2 separate regions of the Homo sapiens genome follow, and region 2 is linked to region 1. A link is an interaction called in ENCODE POLR2A ChIA-PET data of the cell type or tissue named here. Cell type or tissue: PC-9. All regions are shown on one strand. Each heading gives the region's core, and the rest is flanking DNA. Links, peaks and the distances in the headings are about the cores only.

What was found. Peaks named below come from ENCODE experiments on the same cell type or tissue, not always from the same donor. Only the 100,000 strongest peaks of a DNase experiment are listed, where the experiment ranks them.
Region 2: POLR2A ChIA-PET joins it to region 1 with 5 read pairs; 2 of 35 experiments call an interaction of 5 or more read pairs at or near these places.

Annotation. Positions count from the first base shown.
Region 1 is chr7:134,524,479-134,532,519 of GRCh38, reverse strand. AKR1B10 (aldo-keto reductase family 1 member B10) reads right to left here and starts at 4,953. Exons shown (of 10, transcript NM_020299.5): 1 at 4,543-4,953; 2 at 1,710-1,877; 3 at 496-612. The coding sequence starts at 4,608. In PC-9, for the core only: no CTCF peak of the experiment used is centred there; DNase peaks (open chromatin) are centred at 4,349 and 5,059; H3K4me3 peaks cover 3,939 bases; H3K27ac peaks cover 5,000 bases.
Region 2 is chr7:134,736,576-134,744,616 of GRCh38, reverse strand. All of the region lies in intron 1 of LOC124901750 (a long non-coding RNA gene), which reads left to right. It also overlaps a transcript of CALD1 not described here. Among named protein-coding and RNA genes, the nearest start is that of CALD1, 39 kb to the left of the region's middle. RefSeq lists an enhancer at 1,834-2,487. In PC-9, for the core only: no CTCF peak of the experiment used is centred there; no DNase peak of the experiment used is centred there.

The sequences.
Region 1 (8,041 bases), core at 2,030-7,029:
AGCAGGTAAGAGCAGAGCCCCAGGCAATGGGTGCCTGGATCACTACTGGCTTCCTTCCAGCATCACCATACTTGGGCTTTTCTCCAAGATGCCACTCCCAGGTGTACTTTGCTTAATAAGATAATTATGCCCTGGAATATAGTTATGCAAGAGTAACCCAAGAGATTTCCTGGGAGGGCAACCCTGGGGCGTGGAATCAAGACAAAGGTGATATGGCAGTTGCAACTTGTCTGGGCTGCCAGAAATCATGTCTTCTCTCAGACATAACTGCAAGAAAACCCAGGCATGTGGCCACCTCAGCAGCACACATGGCCTCAACCTCCCTTCCAGGCCAGTGTGTTTCTTCTCCAAGGTCTCTTCCTGACCACCTGCCATTCCCAATTATGAAATGCAAGGCCTCCTGCCCCAGTCCACACCACCCCACAGCCCTGGTGCAGCTACTATTTTCTGGCACCTGCTCAGAAACTAGAGGCTGAGAAAGAGAGTGTCTTAAACCTTGAATCCCTGTGGCCAGTGAATAAGATAGACGTCCAGATAGCTCAGCTTCAGGTCCTTGAGGGTCTTCTCAAAGGCTTTCCTCACAAGGGGTCTCTCAAAGAAAGTGGGCCACAACTGCAAAGAGTGTAGCAATGAGCTATTAATACTGGGAAAAGGAAGGGCCACATTGTACTCATTGTCCCTGCTTTTTGATTTGCATCCTCATCTAACCCACCACAAGCCATTTGTAACAAAGCTGATTAAGATCCACGACACAGTGTGGAACATCACCAGGGCTCAGCACCTCAATGACATGTCTTAAGTGTTAAAAGCAATTGACTTTTTCAACTGTCCTAGTACTCTATACGTGTCTCAGATCATTGAAGTAAATGTGGCCACAGATTTGAAATTTGTTTACCTGTCTCAGTCTCTTCCTCAGCTGTAGGCTCTCTGAGAGCAGGAATTGTGTGTAGCTTTTAAATGTCAAGCATTCTTAGGCCTTTGGGAGCAGATGGTCCTTTATCTGACCTATCTGATAGGTCCCTTATCAAGCCTATAAGGCCCCAAGTGATAATTTTACAAAGGCTTTATCCAGACTTGGCTGCTACACAGTGAGGTCTATTTGTCCTACCAGATGTATGCATTTTCCAAGTACCTAGAACTAGTGTTATTTTTTTTCAGCAAGTTATGTATAATATAGATCCAGTGATTCTCAGCCCTCTCACACCCAACATCTTCTTCTTTTTTATAACATTGTATCCCTCACCTTTTACTAGAATGAATAAAGAAATTCATATGTGACAATAGAAAAATGCCCCTACCATTTTCTAAAATTCCCCCTGGCTGAGAGTCTCAGGGGCACAGTCACTGAGATCACAGTGCTGAAAGGGAGGCTTCAGATCAAGACCCGCCTGCACCCTTGGCCTCTGATTGCCTCTGGGCAGATGGTAGATCCCTCTGATGGGGAACAGGGAGGCCCAGGGCAGTGCAGGGTTCCATGGAACCAAGCCCACTATGGGAAAACCAACCTACAGGCAGGTGGGGCAGCCACGACATGTTCAAATATCAATAATGGCTTGGAGTATGGATAGTGTTGTATTCACGGATGTTATCAAGGCAGAGATGAAAAGGGGTACATGTAGAAAAGGCTGACAGAGTTCTTGCTGCCAACCCGACCCAGATACTTCTGCCTGCCTTGAAGTGAAGGCCTCCCACCAAATGCACCATTGCACCTTGCTGACGATGAACAGGTCCTCCCGCTTCACAGCCTTCTCTTGGATCTTCTCTTGGATGGCTTCCCCCACTTCATGTTCATTCTGATAGACATAGGCACAGTCAATGTGCCGATATCCTGCATCAATGGCCACCTTCACTGCTTCTTTCACTTTGCCAAGAGGAGACTGAAAGGCAAAAGAAAAGCTCATCACATATGTGTTTTTTTTAAGAGATGGGGCCCTGCCGTGTTGCCCAGGCTGGCCTCACACTCCCAGGTTCAAGCAACCCTCCCACCTCCCGAGTAGCTGGAATTACACCACTCTCAGCAACCATCATATTCTCTTATCCCCAGGCCACCTTCAACAGGCTGCCCCACAAGGCCCAGTTTCTCCAAACCAAGGCCTCACTGGGGTCTCCTTTGCCAGGGGATCTCTGGGAGGATACACACTTTACAAAACTTTTCAAAAGAAAAGAAGGAAAGTGAATTATTTTATGATTATGTCCTTATGTCCTATCCTAGCTAAAAGTCAGTTCCCTTTTCATCCAGGTTAGTCCTGAAATGTCTTCAGGTGTGTGGGGGTGCAGACCGCTCCACTACAACTTTCTGAAGACCCAGATGAAAGCTTGACTCTAAATAACCCCAAGGGATTTTCAGACAATTTCCCCAAATGGTGATAAGGATCTGGATAATGGTCATTACACCATCAATCTGGATTCGATCACTTACTGGGTGTGTGGGTCTAAGCAGGTGATTCAATCTCTGTAAACCTTGTATGCAAAATGGAAAAAAAAATAGCACCAGCCTCATGAGGCCTTTGTGGTGATGAGATGCTGCAATGAATATTAAGCTTTTTGCACATTACCTGACACACAGTAAGGTTCAGTAGAGGCCATCATTATACAATGATCGTTTCAGAAAAAAAAGAGAAATAGAAAACCTTATAGGAATAGAGTTTGTTTTCCACTCCTGTAAAAAGAAAGAGAGAGGGAGGGGAATGACAGAGAGGGAGAGAAAGAAGGGAAGGAAAGAAAAGAAAAGAAAGAAAAAAAGAAAAGAAGGGAAATAGAATTATCACATTTTGTTCTAACCTAGCCAAGCCAATGATGGGGGCAAAAAAGCACTTAAAACTTGATCTCTCACAAAATGGTCTTTTAAACCTCTTCAATTGTGAGATAACAAACATTGAACAGTACACAAAACAGAGATGCACAGCTACCCTACCACCTGGACAAGAAACGAGCTGCTGCCAGGCACCCAGAAGCAGCCCTGTGCCCCCAACCGCTACGCTACACCCTTCTTCACCTCCACTGCTAAGTTCATAATCCTTTAGTCTATCATCCCCACGTGTTGAAGACAGCTCCCTTCATAATTCTTTCATTCAATTCCAAAATTATGAAACTGTCTGGTAAACTCACCCAGGGTGAGTAGATTCCCTGGAGATCTGGAAGTGATTATTTATTCTGTTTATACAGGATTGAAGGTCTGATTTTGGGCAAATCTTGCTATTCAAGCAAGAGACGCTCTGCATGAATCAAGCTGGAAGTGATCTGTTCCTCCAGATACACCAAGAATGTATCCTGAGGATGACCCAGTGCTGCAGCAGAGGGTCCTAACCTCTAGCTTGGGACAGAAGAGAAGAAAAATCAGGGTGCACAGAAGGAAAGAGAGCCAGAGGCAGAAGTCTCAGCAGGGACATTAGCCATGAGGGACAGGAGAGAAGAGGAACTCCAAAGACTGCTTCTCATCACTAGTTAGGGTAGTGCTATCATGGATGGAAATGGCAAAGAAGGCAGAGGGAGGTGGTGATGGAACAACTTGAAACTTAGCCTAACAGAGGCTCGGGAACCTGCCTCACTGAGTCCTGGATGTGCCTTACCACATTTTGCCAGCTGTCGTTAACACAGCCGGGTGGTGCTCACGACTCCCAGCCCAGGCTCTCTGCAGCCCCAGCATGTTGCAGATTTCAATGTGTACAGGAACCACGTAGGGATCTTGTTAAAGTGCAGATGCCCATTAGGTAGCCTGGGTTGGAGCCTGAGACTCTGCATTTTGTTTCTCTCTGTCTCTCTTTCTTTCTCTCTCTCTCTTTCTCTCTTTCTTGCTTTCTTGGATCTCACTCTGTTGCCCAGACTGGAGTGCAGTGGCACAATCACTGCTCATTGCAGCCTTGACCCCTCAGGCTCAACACTCAATCTCCACCTCAGCCTCCCAAGTGGCTGGGACTACAGGTGCGTGCCACCATGCCCAGAAAATTTATTTATTTTTTGTAGAAATGGATTCTTGCCATGTTGCCCAGGCTGGTCTCCAACTCCTGGGCTCAAGCAACCCTCCCGTCTGGATTTCCCAAAGTGCTGGGATTACAGGGATAAGCCACCACACCTGGCCAGTTTGCATTTCTAGCAAGTTTCCAGGTCATAGGGATGCTGCTAGCCCAAGTCTCACACCGTGATCTGCAAAGGGGTGCCAAGGACTTCGGGCTCTGCATCCTCTCCTCAACCACCCAGCCCACAACAAACCCACAGCCAAGACTTGGGGGAAACGTTGAGCCCAATTAAGTGTCCTAGAACCAGAGAGAGAAACTGCCCTGGAAAACAGTTTTAAGTCCAACAGCTGCTTGAAATTTGATACTTGCTAGAGAAGCTCTCATCACTGCTGGGAAAGCCAGCCTTGGAGCTTTGCAGCCTGAATCAGCTCTGAGAAAAGAAAGCAACCTAAGTCCTGGCTCCAGGGCTGAATCTTACCTCTCCAACCCCTGCCCGACCTCCAGGCTTTCCTGGCTGAATGCAGAAAGAGAAAACACCCAAACGCCCCTCCAGAGAAGAAGGGTGTGCAAAGATTTGCATATTTACCTTCCAAGTGCCCAGGCCCACAATGGGCATCTTGGCTTTGGTACTGAGCTCCACAAACGTGGCCATGGTTGGTGCAGAAATGATTCTGAGTGAGCAGGTAGAAGTCTCACGTCCTGCTCTCTGTTGCTGTTTTTGAGACAGTCTTGCACTGTTGCCAAGGCTAGAGTGCAGTGGTGCGATCTCAGCTCACTACAACCTCTGTCTCCTGGGTTCAAGCAATTCTCCTGCCTCAGCCTCCCGAGTAGCTGGGATTACAGGCGCCCACCGTGACTCCCAGCTAATTTTTATATTGTTAGTAGAGACAGGCTGGTCTCAAACTCCTGAGCTCAGGTGATCCGCCCACCTCGGCCTTCCAAAGTGCTGGGATTACAGGTGTGAGCTACTGTGCCCGGCCACAGGCTGCTTAAGAAGGCTGCTGCTATCTACAGTGGGAGGAGTTGGAGCCTGGCCACAGTAGCTTCCCTGCCATAACCAAACAGGAAATCCATTCCAGGCTTTTGTGAGATTGAGGATTCTGTGAATGAATTATTAAACATGGCAACCTTGTGCAAAGTTCTCTCTTAGGTGACAGTATCATTGGAGTTTCTGCTTGTTCAGGATGAGTCAACAAATTCAACACAGCCAAAAGTTGGAAGGTAGGGAGGGAGACAGCAAGGAAGAAAAGAAGAGTTGGAGGAGGGAGGGAAAGAAGTCTGGCCAACATAGTGAAACCCTGCCTCTACTAAAAATACAAAAATTAGCCGGGCGTGGGGGCACGTATCTGCAATCCCAGCTACTTGGGAGGCTGAGAAAGGAGAATCACTTGAACCTGGGAGGCGGAGGTTGCAATGAGCCTAGATCATGCCACTGCACTCCAGCCTGGGCGACAGACAGTGAGACCCTGTCTCAAAAAAAAGAAAGAAAGAAGGGAAGGCAGGAAGGAAGAAAGGAAAGAAGGAAGGAAGGAAGGAAGGAAGGAAGGAGGGAGGGAGGGAGGGAGGGAGGAAGGAAAGAAAGAAGGAAGGAGAGAAAGAAAGCAAAGCAAAGAAGGAAGAAAAAACAAGGGCTTGCTTTCCCTGTGATGGTTTCCTCTGTGAAATAGAGTCTAGGGAGGAGAGGTGAGAAGCAGCGTTTCAATTTTAAAAGTTGCAATTGCAGGTTCAGTGCAGAGATGGTCAAATCCCGACCTGATTGGAGTCAGCTGTAACTAGTTGGTAGTCAGCAATCTAGGGAACATGATATAGGCCTGTGCCATGCTGTGACACGCCATGACAGGCCAGGGCCACGTCACAGCATCTGTTTCAGCCTGCCGGTAGTGGGTTTTTCTGTCTTTTACATGTTCTTGTTGATGAGTTGGCTTTGGTTGAATCTTGAAATGGAATTGAATCTCTAGGCTGTGGCTTATGACAGCTCATAGAAGGCAATTGGCATGATATTTTGCAACTATGAGTGAAAAATCTTATACTTCATTGATGTTTGTTAAATTATCTACTTCAACATTAATAATAATGCATGGGCCGGGCATGGTGTCTCACACCTGTAATCCCAGCACTTTGGGAGGCCGAGGCAGGTAGATCACTTGAGCTTAGGGGTTTGAGACCAGCCTGGCCAACATGGTGAAACCCTGTCTCTGCTAAAAATCCAAAAATTAGCGAGGCATGATGGCACGTACCTATAGTCCCCGCTGCTTGGGAGGCCTGAGAATCCCTTGAACCTGGGAGGTGGAGAATGCAGTGAGCCAAGATGGTGCCACTGCACTATAGCCTGGGCGACAGAGACAGACTCTGTCCCAAAAATAAATAATTAAATACATGCATTCCTCATAATCTGGTGGCCACAAAGTCTCCTGGATATGCACTTGCGGCACTTTATTTTCCCAGTGTATACTGGATGACATGCAGTGCTAGTATTGTTGAAATAGTAAATCCTTAGTGACTGTCAACCTAAATAACAGAGAGAGGGTCCCTACAAGAAAAATATTTCTCTGGGAATAGAGCACTGCAATGGGAATATGCATGCCACAGTAAACTATGTGTATATTTGGGGAAATAAAGGAAGACAAAACTTTTCAAGGAAAAAATGAGGATTATCTAATTGCTTTGAAATAATTAGCCTTGGCTCCAAAGATCAATCATGAAAGTGGTGTTAGTCTGAGGTTGGACACGCAGTTGTTCAGAGGTCCTTGCAGAGTATGTTTTGTGTTCAGTTGCAATGGCCTTTGCTCAAGGTTGTGGTTTTCACCGTCTTTCATGGTACTTTTGGTTTTCAGGTGTACAACCATTAGAACCCTCTTTTCATGGTCTTCCCAGCTGTATTTGTCAGAGTCTTCTGTTTGTTTTTTAACATTAGTGACTCCATTTTGATTCTGACCATTTTCATGTGATGCACAGAATAAAGAAATGTGTATTGTTCATAATAACATTCCTTCCAGAACCACTTAGCTATGAATCAGTGAGAAGGGATATCTTTTTTAGATAATTGAGATTAAGAAGGTATATTGATTAGCTGTTTTCGTGTAACAAACAAACTGGTTATTACAGCAACCATTTATTTGCTTGTGATTTTGTGGGTTGGCAATTTGGGCAGGAATCAGCTGATAAGCCGGTCTCAGAACCACGTGGTGTCTGTCAGCTGGGTTTTCTCACCTCTGTGGGCTTCACTGGGGTGGACTGGGATGTCAGGGAAGGCAGGGACCCTTTTTATGTGTTTTTCATTTTCCATGAGGCTAACTTGGGCTTGTTCATAGGTAGCAGCATTGTAGGAGGCCTACCCTTGGAATGTGTGCAGTGTCACTTCTGTCACCTTCTATTGATCAAAGCAAGTCTCAAGGCCAGGACGGGGCCAAGGAGTAGGGAAATAGATTTCACCTCTTGAGGGGATTTGTTACACAGAATTATGGCTATTCTTAATCAACCCCAGAAGTTTTCATAAGAGTTTTGATTAGCTACTTTCTAGCTTCATGAATTTACCAATCTATTCCTGGTTTTGTACCCTTAAGAAACTCTCATTTTTTAAATCTGATGAATATATGTGCATAAGAAGTTTTACTTTGTTAAAATTAAGTACATACAAAATTGAGACAAAATTATTTTTAGAAGGAAAATGAACGAGTAGTGCCGCTTTTCATTCTCATCCATTTCTCTAAGAAACAGAGGAAGCAGCAACTAATATATCTGAAACAGGGAGGAAAAAGAACAATTCCAAGAATTGTGGGAGTGCAGAGAAGTTTCTGGGCAGAACAGTGTGAGCCAAGGGGTGGAAGCGACTAAGATACATTGGAAGAACGGGAGGAAGCCAGTGTGGGGACGCTCAGAGAGTAGACTTACAGGGTGCCCAGCAGAGTTAAAGCTAGACTGATATGCAGGTACCAGAGGGTCAGGAGCTGCAAAGCTGTGATCATGGAGTTGGATTTACCATGAAGGTAACAAAACTTGACCTTCAGTTGCCTTCACTTGCATGAGCACCATCTTAGGCTTTGTACCTAACATTGAATTCTTAATTTTGTATTCTTTAAAAGAAA
Region 2 (8,041 bases), core at 1,173-6,172, 210 kb before region 1:
CTTGGTTTCTGGAGGAATTCAGGTAACATCTACATATGTGATGTTACCTCCTCTGCTTTCAATATGTCCAACATTTCATACATAAAATTATTAAATTAATCTTGCTCTCTCTCATTCTTTCTGCACATGTACACACACACACACACACACACACACACACACACACGACTTCCTGATAGAAAAAAATAAAATAAATGTTTAAAACCAACTTTAAAGAGGCAAGACTTCTGATTTTCTTCATTAAATAACCAACCTGCATTTCAAGCTGCACACTAAATCCCATCAGAGACATCTAGAGGTAGACCCAGTCTTGCCTCCTGAGAATGAAGTCAAAAGATTTCAGGCCTGAGAGCAGGCTTGAATATTTCCTCAGCCACTTTACCTCCCCTAGAAAAGCGACAGTTCTGTGTAACAACACCCATTGTCTGCTTTAATAAAAATCTCTCTCATTACTACAAGCTGCTACTAGAGAAGGTTTACCATTGGCCAAGGGCTTAACCTTGAGGCCCTGTTCTTGCATCTTCTCTCCTCGGTCTTCCCCTCGACCATGGCTGCTGCAGGAAAAGAGGGGTCCGCTGTCATCCAGACCTTAACACAGCCCGCTTATTTTTAAAATGATCACAAACAACTAATCTGATTGGCTATTTTTCATTGATTGTATCAGAAGACTTCAGTGGGGAAATTAACCAACTGCTTGAGGATCATACTAAAATAGACCTCAACTTTACGCATGTGAATTCTTCTGCCCCGGGGAACAAGTAATTTCTGCTATGTGATTGTGCAAATAAACTAGATTTAAGTCTTATATTTGTGAGAAACTCCACAAGTAAAGTCATGCAAATCTCAAAAGGTGAATTCAACAAAAAGTGGACAGAAGTTAGACTACAGACACTGTCACAGATTATGTTAGGATACAGATATTTTAATAACCAGCAACACTTTTCTGATTGATTCCAAGCTAATAGTATCCAGCACATGCTGCTTATGTCTCTTTCATTAACAAAATGCTAAATTGAGTCATTGCACAGAGAACATCTCCACTTTGAAAGAGATGTTCGACAAAACAGCAAGATCACTTTACCAGGCATCAGAGGAAAGAAGTTAAGTATTTGCTGAGCTCTCAGAGAAGGAAATGAACTCCAATTCCCACCCCCCTTAGATTTGCTCAGGATTGTGAAGAGCTGAAAAACTTCAAAGTATAACAAAACTGAGGCTCGATTTTAGAAATATAAAGCATTTGGAGTAACTAATTTGGCCAAATATTTATGTTTTGGTGCATAGTTGAACTGCTTATCAGACCTTCAGGAATTCTTTGTTTTTCATTTTTGTGCTTTTATTTCCTCTCCTATCTTCTCCTCCCCTCAACAGAAGCAAAACACCCTTTGGCAATGAAAGTTGAAGATGCTTCTTCATGGAAGAACCAAGCCAGGGCCAAGGGGGCTGATCCCCAAGTTTCCGCCAACTGCACTTAAAGCAGTCATCTTCCCCTCCCACTAGCTCTCTTCTGAGAAGTGCTGGGAAATGTGGAAATCCCTAAGGCCTCCCAGGAAAGAAACAAAAATCTTTTCCTATGAGTATAAGATCTTAGATTGACTTTAAAAGGCTGCTGTAAAGGGCTGGCTTTTGTGGCTTTACAAACTGAGGCAGAAAGGTAGGCAGGGAGGGTTCCCAGGAGCCTCCATATCTGGTGGACCTCTCTTCCCACTATCAGTACTCACCAGCCTTCCCTGCCACCTCCCACAATCTCTCTGCAGTCCTAACCTTAAAGAAACAGAACACTGCTCAGGGAGATGATGCTCATTTATAAAAAAGAAGGGTAGGTGTTAGTTACACTGCTAACTTCCAGTGGAGACAGGGCAAAGGGAAGGCACTTGGACAGTCTTTGTGGGAAATTATGCTGAGATGTTCGATACTGGTAAGAAGGGCAGAGGAACCGCTGTTTCTCCTTTAATCTCCAGGCTGACCTCTGCTTTCAGGGCTGCCTGCGGTGACAAGTTCTGCATTTCCTATTAGTTTCTTCACCTTCCAGCCCTGGGGGCTGCTGAACCACACCAGAGATCCCAGGTGGGCCCCAACCAGCCCCTGCCAGCAGATCTCTACTGCTCCCAGGCTTCAAAGCCCACAGGACTTCGAGCACATTCCAAGACATTCCACAGCTGGGAGGCTGGGAGCCTGGAATGTCTGGATCCCACAGAGGGAAGGTGTCCCAGCATGCTCCCCCATCCCAACCACATTTCCCCAAAGATCTCAAAGCATTCTCCAAGGGTGATCTCATTTACTAATAGACATTTATTTCCATTTTCATCGTTACTGTTAGGAATGGCCTTCTTTTGCATGAATGTCACTTTGAGTTTTTTCACATAGCCTATCTCATGGTAAGAACATCACCTTGGGAACCAAGAACCCAGTTATTACTAAACTACTAATTGGATAACACTTAAGCCCTTTCCAGTGCACAGACTTTTGAAATTTAACAATGAAGCAGCAAGGAAATGACTGTTCCAGTTCCACCCATTGAAAGAGAAAAATGTAATGTGGGGCCAAGACATACATCACAAATGTGTGTGTCTGTGTGTGTGTGTGTGTGTGTGTGTGTGTGTATCAATACCTCATAGTGCTAGTGCTACTGCAGTTTTCAGGACTTCTATATCCTTAACTGTAGAATGAAGACAATAACACCACCTTTCAAAGTTCTTGTGATCTTGCTATAGTGACTGGAACATAGTAGGCATTTAATGAATGTTTGCTGAATAAATACCCTGATGGGTGAATAAACATAAAGTTTCAGGGTTTGTTTCCTCATCTCTTAACTTGCCACGTTTAATTCACAAGGCAATTTGGAGGATTAAAGGACATCCAGGTTTTTAAAAATGGCTTTTGAAAATAAAAAACGAACTGTAAAAAACACCAGATTATTATTGCACATGTGACTACTAGCATTGGTGCCCAGGTGTGTCAAAACCTCATGGATCTATATCTTTTTTTTAAATATGCATTGGGCACTAAAGCAACTCCCTGTACAGGGAGTAACTCTGCCTTTTTGGTTCTTTCTATAGCTTTGTTTTTATGTGTTAATTGACTCAAACCCATTAAAACTATTGAACATGAATTGAGTGCTTGAGATCAAAGAGTTTCAGAGCTAATATGGTTTGGCTGTGTCCCCACCCAAATCTCATCTTGAACTGTAGTCCCATAATCCCCATGTGTCATGGGAGGGACCTGGTGGGAGGTAATTGAATAATGGGGGTGGTTACCTCCATGCTGGTCTTGTGATAATGAGTTCTCACAAGATCCGATAGTTTTATAAGGGGCTTTTCCCCCTCTTCACTTCTCCTTACTGCTGCCATGTGAAGAAGGACGTATTTGCTTCCCTTTCCACCATAACTGTAAGTTTCCTGAGGCCTCCCCAGCCTTATGGAACTGTGAGTCAATTAAACCTCTTTCCTTTATAAATCACCCAGTCTCAGATGTGTCCTTATGGCAGTGTGAGAATGGACTAATAATACAAAGCTCAAATGGGCAGATAGCATGTGGGATAGGAGTATCAGTCCTAGAGTCCAAATGACTGATTTTTGTGCCCTGACCCCCAGATTTACTAAGGTACCTAACCTCGCTATGCCTCAATTCATCCATAAAATGGGGACACTAGTAGAATAATTTCATAGAATTGCTGTGAAGATTGAATAAGATCCATGTGTAAAGCATTTAGAGAAGTGCCTTGCACATGGTAAGAATCCAATAAATGCTAACTCCAACCATTGTTGGTGGTATTGCTATTATTATCCCTTTGCTAATGAGCTTGCAGTCTAGTGGAGAAGACAGACCATAGAACAAAGCTGGAGGAGTAGTGCAGCACGAAAAAGGTTACCAGCAGTATGCCTTGGGTGCAGAACCAGGAGACATCTTTATTCACAATCCTCATCACCTCCTCTGCGTAGTCTCTAGTTTGTCACTGTTCCAATGTACACAGAATTTAAAAATAATGTCCCAGATTCCATGTGAGGAGCACAGAGCCTAACGCTTCTCACGATCATCACACAATGCTTCCATTAATGCAGTAAGTTTGTGGAGCCATATCACACTGTTGGCTCACATGAAGCTTTTGGTCAAACAAGACCCCCAGGGCCTTTTCACATCAACTGCTGCCAAGTTGCATGTTCTCCATCCTGTATCCCTATAATTCTTTTTTGGACCTAAAAATAAGACTTTGCATTTATCCTTATTACATTTTGTGTTTTTAGTCTTGGCCCAGCATTGCAGCATGTCAAGATAATTCTAAATCTTGATTCTGTCAACTCTCTTATGTCTTTTTTTTTAATCCCCTCCAGACTTGTGTCATTGCATATTTGATCAGCATACCTACTACTTCCTCATTCAAGGCACTGATTCAAATGTTGACCAAAATGAGGCTAAGAGAATAGTCCAACAGTTCAATTGCAGAGCCCTCAGCATACTTAATTGTGTCCACTAATCATTTTGGGTATGATTGTTCAAGTAGTTTTAAATTCATTGAGAGGTATCCCTATTTCATCATTTTATTCAAAATACCTTGCTGATATGAAGTTACACTGGGTCTATGACATTCTTGAAGATTATTTTATCTGAAATGTTCCTGAAATGCTTGTATCTCCCTTAAATTTTATAAGAATATCAATTTCTACATCTAGATTATCAGTGAAGAATGTAGTGGACATCATTTAATAGGTGACTTAAGAATAAAATTATGCCATTTGATTGTTACTCTTGGACTCCAATTTGAGGCTTTAGTTTGAAGGTGCATTTGCTAGAATATTTGCCTGCCTCAACAAAGAGCCTCCAAAATCTCAGTGGCTTAAGACAACGGAAGCTTATTTCTCACTCACGTGAAGTCACATGAAGTGATCCTGATTGACAGGCTGCCTTCCATGTGTCATTAAGGAAATCTAATTTCTTCTATTTAGTGGCTTCCTTCTCCTCTTGTTCTTTGCAGTTCTAGGAAGTCAGCAGTTAATGGGGAAAGGAGACAGATGATGGCATGTGGAATGTTTTTATGGTCCAGGCCTGGGAGTAGTGCACATCAGTCACGTGACCACCCTACCTGCACGGGAGGCTGGGAAGTGCATTTCATGTATATGCCCAGCAAAACCAGAAAGTGAACAGCAAGCTTGGCTTAAAAACAGATAGAAAACATAGTTTAGGTGGGACTCACATGCTATTTCATGTTAAGTATGGTATTAAACCTGACAGTATAGGGGGTTGATGGATCAGAAGTGATAAGACCTAGGTTCTAATTCCAGGTCCATCATTTATTGGGTAAATGTAACCTTGGATAAGTCACAGAACTGTACAATTGCTAGGCTTAAGAGACTATCTTGGTCCATTTTGTCCGTTGCTAAATCCCTTTTGTTTGTGCCCATTTGTGTCACATTGTGTGGGCTGATCTCTTCCATATAGTTTTTGCTTGTTTCCCACTATAGAAAACAGACAAGCTCCAAAAACCATTCAAAGTAAAGCTCTGCCCCACTTACGTTGCTTCTATGACTTGAAGTCCAGTCACCAATGTTCCCTCCATAATTAAACTTAAGCAGCAGGCATTGAGTGCCTGTCGAGACCAGGACATGTGCTAAGTTGTGGATTGATACAACGAATCCTAAAATAAATAAAAACACTTGCACATGGTAAGAATTCAAAACTTCAGAATGAATTCAAAACTACTTGAACAATCATACCCAAAATGATTAGTGGACACAATTAAGTCTGCCCAGGGCTCTGCAATTGAACTGTTGCGCTATTCTCTTAGACTCCTTTTGGCCAACATTTGTATCAGTACCTTGAATGAGGAAGCAGTAGGTATGCTGATCAAATGTGCAATGACACAAGTCTAGAGGGGACTTTAAAAGAGACATAACAGAGTTGACAGAATCAAGATTAAAATTATCTTGACATGCCGCGATGCTGGTCCTATAGTTGAGGATCCATCTGACAGTTTTATATACCAGACAGCTCTCATCTAATTTGTTAATAAGAATTTTCAACAGCGAACAATCAAAATCTTCACTAAAACTACTAGAAAATATATTTAATTGGAGGCCAGATAATAGATGACCTTAAATGCAAGGACAGGGAATTTAGACTATTCCACACGCAACACGTGGGCTGTCAACAATTGTTAAGCCAGAAAATCTCACAGTCAAACTGAAGAAAACATAAAGCGTAGATGAAAGAACCTCTAATTCTGATGAGATGGCAGGCTGAAATCACTGGGAAACTCTGCCTTTTGTGTATGCCTAGGATTTGAGGATCAAATATAACAAAACAATTTTTTATGCAAAACTAAGATCACAGAAAGAAGGGGAAATCACAGAAAGAGAAAGAATGAAACCAAGCAAGTTAGCGTGTGAACTGATTCTCCATTTCCCGCAGAATTGGAGTGAGTCACAGAGCTTCAGATTCTGTGGAACTTGGGTTTTAATGACCACAGGAGATAAAGCATTGAGCCTGAACAAGATGGGGGTGGAAATGAGACTTCCTCATAAAGCCAACACCCTTGGAGGCCTGAACCGTCAGGGAGGATATGAACCAGAAAAAAAGAAATTTCTCAACCAGCATAGCAGGATGACACAGAAACACATTTGTCTCTCTTTGTGGAAAAAAACATCTTTCAAAATCTTTGAGAATATGAAACTCTGGACCTACTCTACATACGAATTTGGTTTTTAAAATTACCCTATTGGAATAGCCCAGAAAGTTCCAAGCCAAGAAATTAATGTAAAAACTGGTCCCTGGCTAATAATATTTTGGAATGGCTGGCAGAAGCAATTACAAAAATACTCCAGAGAGACATTCCACCATCCAGAATGCAAGGTGGTTTCACAGGAGCAAGCAAGCCCACACGAAATGAGCTCACAATAAAAGGAATTACAAAACACTGGAGGAAATAATCCATCCTGGGCAGGAGTCTGTAGATACTACTCACATTAGAATTCACGAGCACTACCTCCTGCCTCCCAAGAAACCGAGGCTCTAGAACAACAACATAAAAGATAATACAAAATAAGCATGTTTAGAATGATTGAAGACATTACAGAAGGAAAGAAATCCACAAGATAAACAATACCATGACCAAAAAAAGGCAGATTTTTTTTTAAAGAACTAAATAGAAAGTGTAGAAATAAAATGCATAGTTATTTAAACTAAGAACTTAATGGAGGCCAGGTGCAGTGGCTCATGCCTGTAATCCCAGTACTTTGGGAAGCCAAGGTGGGAGGATTTCTTGAGCTCAGGAGTTCAAGACCAGCCTGGGAAAGTTGGCAAAACCCCGCCTCTACAAAAAAAAATTACAAAAATTAGCCGGGTGTGGTGGTGTGCACCTGTAATCCTAGCTACTCAGGAGGCTGAGGTGGGAAGATCGCTTCAGCTCAGGAGGTCAAGGCTGCAATGAACTGTGATAGTGCCACTGCACTCCAGCCTGGATGACAGATCAAGACCCTGTCTCAAAACAAGTATATATGTAGTTACCATTAGCCAAATCAGATGTCATTTGCTTGAAGATATATATTTCACATATATATTTGAGATATATATCTCTCAAATACTTATCCAGATATATATACATAAATGGATGAACTAAATAGTAAATTAGATACATCTGAAGAAGAATTAGTGAACAAGAAGACCAAGCTAAAGCAACACAGTGAAGGTAGCACAGAAAAATAAAGGGTTGAAAAATTTGGAAGAGAAGTTAATATAGAAAAGACAGCATGAGAAACTTTAATGAAGTCTAAAATGATTTCTAGAAATGAAGAAAGAATGGAGCTGAGGCAATATTAGAGAAAGCAATGGCCAGAAATTTCTAATTGGATGAAAAGCATGAATTCTTACAGCAAAGATGCATAGTGAAACTGAATAGCGTATATAAAAATGTATCCAGGCCCATCCTCTCTGTGATGTACCCACCATCAAGCACTGTCAGTCTTTGTTCTCTGGGTATTTAAGGTCGTCTTGACAGTTACTATTAGCCAGATCAGATGCCACTGGCCAGATGATATTACTTAGCTTTGTT